Regions from separate parts of the Homo sapiens genome. Here region 2 is linked to region 1. Evidence: read pairs that join two places in POLR2A ChIA-PET (ENCODE). Cell type or tissue: GM12878. All regions are shown on one strand. Region 1 overlaps LOC124901260 (a long non-coding RNA gene). Region 2 overlaps HIVEP1 (HIVEP zinc finger 1).

Region 1 (5,000 bases):
ATTTTTAGAGAGGAATCCCATAGTATTGCAAAACAAAGCAACAGTTGAATCTCACGTATTTTATTCATGGAGAAAAACTAAATGTCTCATCTTTCCATCTGACACACAGTATTCTAGATCCTTGCTACTCCAAGTACAGTTCATGGACCAGCAGCATTGATATGAGCTGAAACTTGTTAGAAATACAAAATCTGAGGCTCACCCGAAAACTCACTGGCTCTTAACAAGCTCTTCAGATGATTCATAGAAACACTAAAGTTTAAAAATGAATGTGATAGATTAACTTTGACTCATTTGTGTCTAACTTCTTCAACATTTGTGCTAAATAATTAGAAGATCATGGCTCCAAACTTGCAAAAATTAGAGGTTGAGGATCAAACCCAAAATTGCCAAACTCAGCCTTCACACTTGTTCTATCATCACATTGAATATACAGTTTTTTTCACTGTCCCAAATAATCATTTCCCTTTGCACGTATGCTATAATATCACTTAATATACCCAACTAGCAACAGTGGTGGTGTAAGAAAAATCAATGTATCCAAACTAACTTTAGAAACCTTGTTTTGTTAAAACCTGATGCAGAATGTCACCAGCCTTAATCACATGGTTTGCAAAAAGTCCACAAGCTAATTGACATAACCTACACCCTTTCACTCTCCTGAAGCTTAGTGTAATGTATCAAAATTATCTCAGGCAAGCCAGGTAAAAGAGTTGCTCATTGCAATCTTTGACTTGTCATTCAGTGGAGTGTGGCTATTCTTGTCTCCTCTCTTCCATCATGCTTAGTTCACAAGGATATTTAGACATATACATTCAGTCTGCTCATAGACTTCAATGTTCTTTGCATATAGGAGAATGTCAGAATCATGAATTTCAGGATAGCTACCCAGAAATGAGACAGAGGAGGTGAGGGTTGTATTAGTCAGCTTGGCCTGCCATAATAAATACCATAGGCTGGGTAGCTTAAGGCACAGACATTTATTTTCACACAGTTCTGGAAGCTAGAAGCTAGAAGTTTCAGACCAAGGTGGCCGATTCAGTTCCTGGTAAGAGCTCTCTCTTCATGGCTTGCAGACAGCCTCCTTCTTGCTCCATGTCAAGGCTGTGTATTAGAATTAATTGTTCTGCCACTATGCTTTTCCTATCTCTTTTCCTCCTTTTGTATAATCTTTTGCCTTTTCTTTCCCTCGATCTTGTTGTTTCTAGCTTTACTGTTCTCAGTTTAGACTTGTGAGGAATATCCATTGATATTTCCTTTGTGGAGCAGAAGACAAGAGTGGAGGGAGAAAGAGAGATCTAGTATCTCCTTTTCTTCTTATAAGGACACCAGCCTCATTGGATTAAGACCCTAACCTTATGACTTTATTTATCCTTTAACATCTCCTCACAGACTCTGTCTCCAAATACAGAGGCTAGGGTCCCAACACATGAATTTTAGGGGGATCTGTCTCAGTCTATAAGAAGGATGTAAATAGAAATCATCCATTAGAGCTGCGTGTGGTTGCTGACACCTGTAATCCCAGCACTTTGGGAGGCAAAAGCAGGTGGATCACCTGAGGTCAGGAGATTGAGACCAGCGTGGCCAACATGGTGAAATCCCATCTCTACTAAAAATACAAAAATTAGCCCGGCGTGGTGGCGCATGTCTGTAATCCCAGCTACTTAGGAGATTGAGGCATGAGAATCGCTTGAACCCAGGAGACAGAGTTTGCAGTGAGCTGAGATCACGCCACTGCACTCCAGCCTGGGTGAAGGAGTGAGACTGTCTCCAAAAAAAAAAAAAAAAAAAAAGAAAGAAAGAAAAAAAAAAAGAAATCATCCTTTAGAATACTTCTAAATTCTAAATGTCTTTCCTTTGCCAAATACTGGTATCTTCCATTGTCTCTTGTTTGATCTGGTCTAGAACTCCCTTGAAATTTCCGAGACCAGCAGGATTCTCAATGCCATCATCTGTATCATTCCATGTTATACAGAAACATGTTACTCATTTATAAGACCAGGGCTTCAAGGTACCCACATTCACCCTCCAGCACCAACATTTACACACCAAGGTTCACTTAGCGCAAACTTCTAGTTAGTGGGTCAGATCCACACAGGAATTGGAATCACAGAAACCAAGTAGATGCTGTGGCCTGGAAAGAGATCCCCAGCCACCTGTGGCATGGCAGGAGCCAGCCTGTTTACACAGCCGACATGACAAGACACAACCCAAGGCCTAGAGCACTGCAGGCTAGTAGCATCATCTATGAAAAATGTCATAAAAACATGTGTGTAGTGATTTCATAGTTTACAAAATATTTCCAAATATAGTCATCAATTCAACAAATGTTTATTGGGCACCTTCTATGCACTAGCTGGTGTTCTAGGTACTGTAATGAAAGTAAGTACATATGTTCAATAGTGCTACATAATAACAATTGATTCTTACAAGGGTCTCAAAAAGCAATCAATATACAGATTATTATCTCCAGTTTGAGATGGAAAACTGAGGTGGAGATAGGTTAGTGATGTGACTGGACTAACGGATGAGAGTGTTACTGGGACTTAGGCCTTCTGGCCTATGATCCAGGGTTCTTTCCTCTCCAAGAGTTTACATCACTTTTCATCCCAAAGGCTCACAAGTCTAAACTGAGAACAATAAAGCTAGAAACAACAAGATCGAGGGAGAAAAAAAAAGGCAAACGATTATACAAAAGGAGGAAAAGAGAAAGGAAGAGCAGATAGTGGCAGAACAATTAATTCTAATACACAGCCTTGACATTTACACTAACCCCAAGCAGCAGGGTTACAGATACTGCTTGTGTGTGCACGCCCAGGATCTTGCCAGTGGCTCTCAGGAGAGGGACTTTTGAACTGATTGATATTCTTGGCACAGAAAGACAATGTCATTGCAACTCCTAGGCAAATTGCTGTCTGGGAAAATGGTTTTTCACCCAGGCAAGTTTTCTCAAATGTTAAGAAGTGATTGCCTCTGAGCTATGTTAAGAAGTGATTGCATCTGAGCTGCATGTGGTCTTGTTATCTCTTGGGCCCTAAGAGGCGGGCTGTGGAAGGAAGCCTCTCAGATGCTGCCCCTTGCCCACCAGGTGGCTTGAGTCAGGCAAACCACTCAGAAACACTTCCCTGCACCTTCCATTTAAATCGTGTGCTACAATCTAAAGGGCAGAGGAGGACATGATGGAAATTATTAAAGGAAGAGGCTGAGAGCATTTTCAAGAGCCATATGAGTAGGAAGAGGGAGGAAAGCAGCTGTTCTTCTCTACACACCATAGAGGTATATGCAATTTCTTTAAGGATCTTCTCTGCCTTTGTGGGGTAAAATATGGGTCATGTAAATACAACATTGTTATGGCAATTACTCACTGACGACACACAGAGGAGATTCTGTTACCTATAAACAGCTAGTAAATATGGGCATGACATTTTAAACAGTTTTCTGCTTTAACAAGACAAGAGGATGATACTTCCCATCTCTTTAGCTGATTGTCCCTCCCCACCCACAGCCTCTTTCCCTTCAACACTTTCTGCCTAAATCTCCAAATAATCACCCCACTCACTCACACCAGGCCAGTGGCTGGCAGGCTCCTTGGCCAAGTTTACTATCTGGTTCCAAAGGGGAAGGAAAAATGCATTTGTTCTTTCAGAATGAGAGCTCCCAGAACATCAGGGGTGGAGGGCTTGGTCATCTGAGGGTGTTTCTATAATCTGGAATCCTAAATTTAGCAAGGGACATAGCCCAGGCTAAGAGAATGTCTTCCTTCCTATGAACTTCCACCCATCAGCAGAAGTGGAAGCTGGAAAAGCTCACAGAGGTCACTCTTTCCCCCCAGGTTTTCAGTTACTTGGAACACTCCACTTTAGGGATTTCCAAAGTCACTGGGCTCATTGGAATATTCTCTTTTTATTGACATGAAACGTGTTTGCTGAGTCTGGCTGGCCAAGTGATTCCACAGGGTGAAAAAGAAAAGGCATTGAAATATTCATCAGGAGAGCTACCCAGTTCCACCGCCAGTTTCCTAGGCAATGGTGGGTGAATCTAGTCATTTTTTTCTCAGTTTCCTCATCTCTAAAACAGAGATGATATCAAGTCCTATGTACCCATATCACAGAGACATGTTAAAATAAAATAATACGTGATAAATGTTTAGGAAAAAAGCTGCTGAAAATGCATTCAAAGTGGAGTTTGTAGCCACTTATTATAATTATTGCCACTTCTTACATTCTGAAATATTTTCAGGGTAGAATTTTTTAAAAGACATTTTGTGACTTCTTTACACTAATAATTATGGGTGATATTGATAAGACAGTTCTCGTACATTGATCTTAAACTCAGTTATCACAATCTTTTGTAACATTTTGCTCTTGGCTTATTTGTTCCTGATAGGGTAGAAGTTGCAGGAAAAGTTGATTAATTAAAAGCCATATTGTTGTAAATTTCATCTGTGTGGGGTCAATGAGTCTTGTAATTTAATGTTAGAATACCCTAGAGCAGCGGCTCTCAAAGTGTGGTCTGTGGACCCCTGGGCTTCTCTAAGATCCTTTTGCAGGAGCATAAGATCAAAACTATTTTTTAAATAATATTAAGACGTTATTTGCCTTCTTTACCATGTTGACATTTGTAGTAATTGTGAGCATGAAGCACTTACAGTATACTCTAATACTTACACACTTGCTATGAGTTGTAGGCTGAAATAGCCTATTTTTGCATGGAAGCATTTTTTCCCTAAAAGACAACTGACTGCAAACTATTGTTATTCAGCCTTGGCTATTTGACAAACTTTTTCTTGAGACTAAATAGAGAGCCTGTCACTTCAAGGAAAATAACAAACATTATTCGTTGCTGAAAATAACATTTGAACCTTCAAGCAAAACTTTGAATTTTGGTAAACTTGTACCTGCTTGTGTAAACCAGACAGCTTCCCAATGCCTCAAAGACTTTTCTAATGAGATCAGTGATAGTAACAAATGTGATTTTTCAAAATATTGTATAGCCAACAT
Region 2 (5,000 bases), 91 kb after region 1:
GTGATCCAACCCCCAGCCAAAACACAAGGTATCTCTACAGGAACATGAAGCCTTTCCTGCAGTGAGGATAGCTGCCAACAAATCTCTCAAACCTAGCAAACTCCTAACTAGATAAACTCTAACTCCCACACTAAAGGCCTCTAGGAAGGAGAGGCATGCACATTTCTAGGATACAAACAATTTCCATGGGTCTCTACTGTCTTACACAAGATGTACAGCTTTCAACACAAAATTACAAGGCATACAAGAAGGCAAGAAAAAAACATACTTCAGAGAGACAAAGCAATAATCAGAACCACAGTCAGATATGACACCTATGTTAGAAATGACTGAGAATTTAAAATAACTATGGTTCATATTTTGAAGGCTCTAAAGGGAAAGGTAGACAATAACAGATGGGACTTTCAGCTGAGTGCTGACAACTATTAAAAAGAATCCAATGAAAATGGTGCAAATAAAAAATATGGTAACAATATCAAGAAAACTGTTAAATCCAGAATTCTATGCCCATTGAAAATAATTTTCAAAGATGAAAGAGAAATACAGACTTTCTTAGAAAAACAAAAACTGAGGGGATTCATTGCCAGCTGCTTGACCTAGTGGACAATAAATGTTAAACGGAAGTTCCTCAGGCAGAAGGAACACAACATCAGATGGAGGCCCGGATCTACACAAACAAACAAAGAGCAGTGAAAATAGAATAAATGGGGACACAATTTTTTTTCTTATTTTTTAATTGCTCTAAAAGATACCTGAATGTGTAAAACAATGTACTGTGCGTTCACAGTAGATGTAAATGTAAAAAGGTATGGCCACAATAGCATAAAGCACGGAAAGAAGGAGCTGTGTATAAACTGCAGTAAAGTCTATAGGCTCCATGTAAAGCAATGTAATATTATCTGAAGGTAGATAAATACAATTTTTTAAAAGTATAAATAATAAGTCAGTAGAGGAAATAGAACAGAATCATAAAAAACACTCAGTTAATACTAGAGAAGGCATCAAAAGAAAACTGAAACCCAAAAATGAAACAAACAGAAAACGGTTGCCAATATGGTACATTTTAATCCAATTACACAAATAATAACATTAAAAGGGGTGGTCTAACACATAAATTAAAAGACAGAAATGACTAGGACTGAATAAAATGCAAGTCCCATGTATATACTGTATATAAGAAACGCATTTTAAATATTGATATAAAGACATAAGTAGGCTGAAAATAAAAGTTTGGGGAAAGATATACCATAAATCAATAACTAAAATACAGCTGCAGAAACTATACTAATATCAGACGAAGTGGACTTCAGAGCAAAGAATATTATGAAGGATAAACAGGAGCATTACATAATGATATAGGTCATCCCATGAACATAACAATCCTAAGTGTGTACGCAATAGAGCTTCGAAATAAAGGAGCGGAAACTGAAAAAAATAAATCCATAATCAGAGCTGAAGACTTCAATAATCCACTCTCGGTAATTAATGGGACACATAAATAGAAAATCAGGAAGAACATAAAAGACCCGCAAAACACTATCAAGACCTAATAGACATTTATAGAAATGTTCCACTCAACAGCAGAACATACTTTTTATATAAGGGTATGTGGAACATTCACCAGTACATACCATATTCTGAGCTACAAAATAAACCTCAACTATTTAAAATCAGTAGAAACCATACAGAGTGTGTTTTTACATGAAAACAGAATTAAACCAGAAATCAATTAATTGGAGGATATCTGAAAAACCATCAAATTATTGCAGAATTAAAGAACACATGCATGATACTGGTACAAGAACAGACACATAGATCAACGGAACAAAATAGAGAACTCAGAAATAAGACTGCACACCAGCAACCATCTGATCTTCAACAAACAAAAAGAAGTGATGGGGGGAAAGAGTCCCTATTTAATAAACGATGCTGGGAAAACTGGCTAGCCATATGCAGAAAACTGAAACTGGACCCCTTCTTTACAATATATATAAAAATTAACTCAAGATGGATTAAAGACTTAAATGTAAAATGAAAAACTATGAAAACCCTAGAAGAAAATCTAGGCAATATCATTCAGGATACAGTCACGGGCAAAGATTTTATGACGAAAACACCAAAAGGAAAAATTGACAAATGGGGTCTAATTAAACTGCAGAGCTTCTGCACAACAAAAGGAACTATCATCAGAGTGAACACACAACCTACAGAATGGGAGAAAATTTTCACAATCTATCCATCTGACAAAGGTCTAATGTCCAGAGTCTACAAGGAACTTAAACAAATTTATAAGAAAAAAAGTAACCCGATTAAAAAGCAGGCAAAGGACATGAATAGGCACTTCTCAAAAGAACACATACATGCAGCCAACAACATGAAGAAAAGCTCAACACCACTGATCATTAGAGAAATGCAAATCAAAACCACAATGAGATACCATCTCAGGCCAGTCAGAACGGCTATTATTAAAAAGTTAAAAAATAACAGATGCTGGAGAGGTTGCAGAGAAAAAGGAATGCTTTGACACTGCTAGTGGGAGTGTAAATTAGCTCAACCATTGTGGAAGACAGTGTGGTGATTCCTCAAAGACCTAGACCTCTGCAGAAATACCATCTGACCCAGCAATCACATTACTGGGTATATACCCAAAGGAACAGAAATCATTTTACTATAAAGATAACATGCATGCATATGTTCATTCGTAATAGCAAAGACATGGAATCAACCTGAATGCCCATCAATGATAGACTGGATAAGGAAAACGTGGTGCATGTACACCATAGAATACTCTGCAGTCATCAAAAAGAATGAGATCATGTCCTTTGCAGGGACATAGATGGATTTGGAAGCCATAATCCTCAGCAAACTAATGCAGGAAGAGAAAACCAAATACCGCATGTTTTCACTTATAAGTGGGAGCTGAATGACGAAAACACGAGGACACATTGGGGGGAACAATACTCACTGGGGCCTGTCTGTTGGGGGGTGATAGGGGTGTGGGGGAAGAACATCAGGAAGAAATGCTGGGCTTAATACTGAGATGATGAGATGGTTTGTGCAGCAAGCCACCATGGCACACGTTTACCTGTGCGACAAACCTGCACACCCTGCACATGTACCCCTGAACTTAGAAGTTGAAGAAAAAAAAGAACACATCTCTAAATATTCATTGGGTTAATGAGGAAGTCTCAAAACATGTCAAATATTTTCAACTGGATGAAAATTAAAACACAACATTCGAATTTTGTGGGATGTAACTAATGCAGTGGTCAGTGGGAAATTTATCGTATTCAAAACTTTCATTAGAAAAGAAGGTTCTCGGATAAATCTAAATTTTCAGTTTAAGAAATCAGAAAAAGAAGATCAAACTAAACTCAAAGCAAGGAGAGGGAAAAAATAATCAAAATAAGAACAGAAATGATGACATTGAAAAAAGAAAAATAGAGAAAGGCAAGGAAACCAAAAGCTGGGTTCTTAGAAAAATTCTCTGGTAACACTAGCCAAGAAAGAGAGAGAGAAGATACAAATTACCAACATTAGAAAAGAAAGGTGGGATAAACACACAATTTTTAAAAAATTTATTATACTTTAAGTTCAGGGATACATGTGGCAAATGTGCAGGTTTGTTACATACATGTGCCATGGAGGTATACATGTGCCAGGGAGGTTTGCTGCACCCATCAACCCGTCTTCTAGGTTTCAAGCCCCGTATGCATTAGGTATTTGTCCTAATGCTCTCCCTCCCCTTGTCCCCCACCCCCAACAGACCCTGGTGTGTGATGTTCCCCTCCTTGTGTCCATGTGATGAACATACAATTCTATGCATTTGTCAGAAACCACGTACTATACACCATAAAGTAAATTCTATTGTAAGTAAATAAAAACGGAATCAACTAGGATGTGAGGTGAACCTAAGAGGAATGCAAGCTGAGACAGACGGCTCTGACTGCAGCTGCATGGATGGCACAGCCACGCTAAGGGCATGGAAAGTAAGGTCCTGTCCTAGATAACCTTGGCAAAGAGGGTTTTGACTGGAGACTGTGAAGGCTAGAGACAAGAATGGCACACGCTGCACGTAATTTTAAATCTGTTTCTTACAGGAGTAAAGGTAAGGATTTCTGAAACTAGTTTATTTATATACTAGAACTGAGCAAATATGTAAACATACTGTAGGTGCGAACCAGGTTTCTCACTGTGGGTGAAGAAGAGAAGGAAATGGAGACGACTAGAATAAATTCAGTGGTGCTGGACTGGAAGTTATCAGTATGGATTCATATCTTCACTTGTATATATGGAATACACATGTACACTGCAACCTCCGCCTCCCAGCTTCAACTGATTCTCTTGCCTCAGCCTCCTGAGTAGCTGGGATCACAGGCATCCGCCACCATGCCTGGCTAATTTTTGCACTTTTAGTAGAGACGGGGTTTCACCATGTTGGTCAGGCGGGTCTTGAACACCTGACCTCAAGTGATCTACCTGCCTTGGCCTCCCAAAGTGCTGGGATTACAGGCGTGAGCCACTGCACCCAGCCCGCTCTAGGGTCTTTTACTCTACTGATACAGCTATTCTCTCACATAAGCTTGCACAACAAGCACCTCCCTATTAGCCCCATAGTCAAATCAAGACTTCTCACTAGTACCTTCTGTCTTCTGATTGTTTAATAGGACACTATCAATTCTTGAAATCAATTTCAACACTTCTACTGGTTAACTTGGAAGCACAGGAAATTTCACCCCAATTCACTCTAACCTAGATACACATTTTAAATTCTTAGAACCTAAAAGTGCTCTTATCTTGTATCTATTTTTTTTTTTTTTTTTTTTTTGCATTTCTTACTCTATTGTACATATGATGACTAAATGGCTCTATTCCGGTTGCAGCCATCTATAGCCTGGATCCTAAGTTAGCATCATTCTGTACAAACCAATACTATTTGATCATAATTCAAACAAGGACTAATTAAGGAGTTGACTTTTTCTCAGAGAATGATTTAAAAG

The links. Peaks named below come from ENCODE experiments on the same cell type or tissue, not always from the same donor. Only the 100,000 strongest peaks of a DNase experiment are listed, where the experiment ranks them.
Region 2: POLR2A ChIA-PET joins it to region 1 with 5 read pairs; 5 of 35 experiments call an interaction of 5 or more read pairs at or near these places.

What each region holds. Positions count from the first base shown.
Region 1 is chr6:12,244,330-12,249,329 of GRCh38, reverse strand. The region is part of intron 2 of LOC124901260 (a long non-coding RNA gene); the gene reads left to right. It also overlaps a transcript of EDN1 not described here. Among named protein-coding and RNA genes, the nearest start is that of EDN1, 44 kb to the left of the region's middle. In GM12878, no CTCF peak of the experiment used is centred here; no DNase peak of the experiment used is centred here.
Region 2 is chr6:12,153,400-12,158,399 of GRCh38, reverse strand. All of the region lies in intron 7 of HIVEP1 (HIVEP zinc finger 1), which reads right to left. Among named protein-coding and RNA genes, the nearest start is that of EDN1, 130 kb to the left of the region's middle. In GM12878, no CTCF peak of the experiment used is centred here; a DNase peak (open chromatin) is centred at 2,429.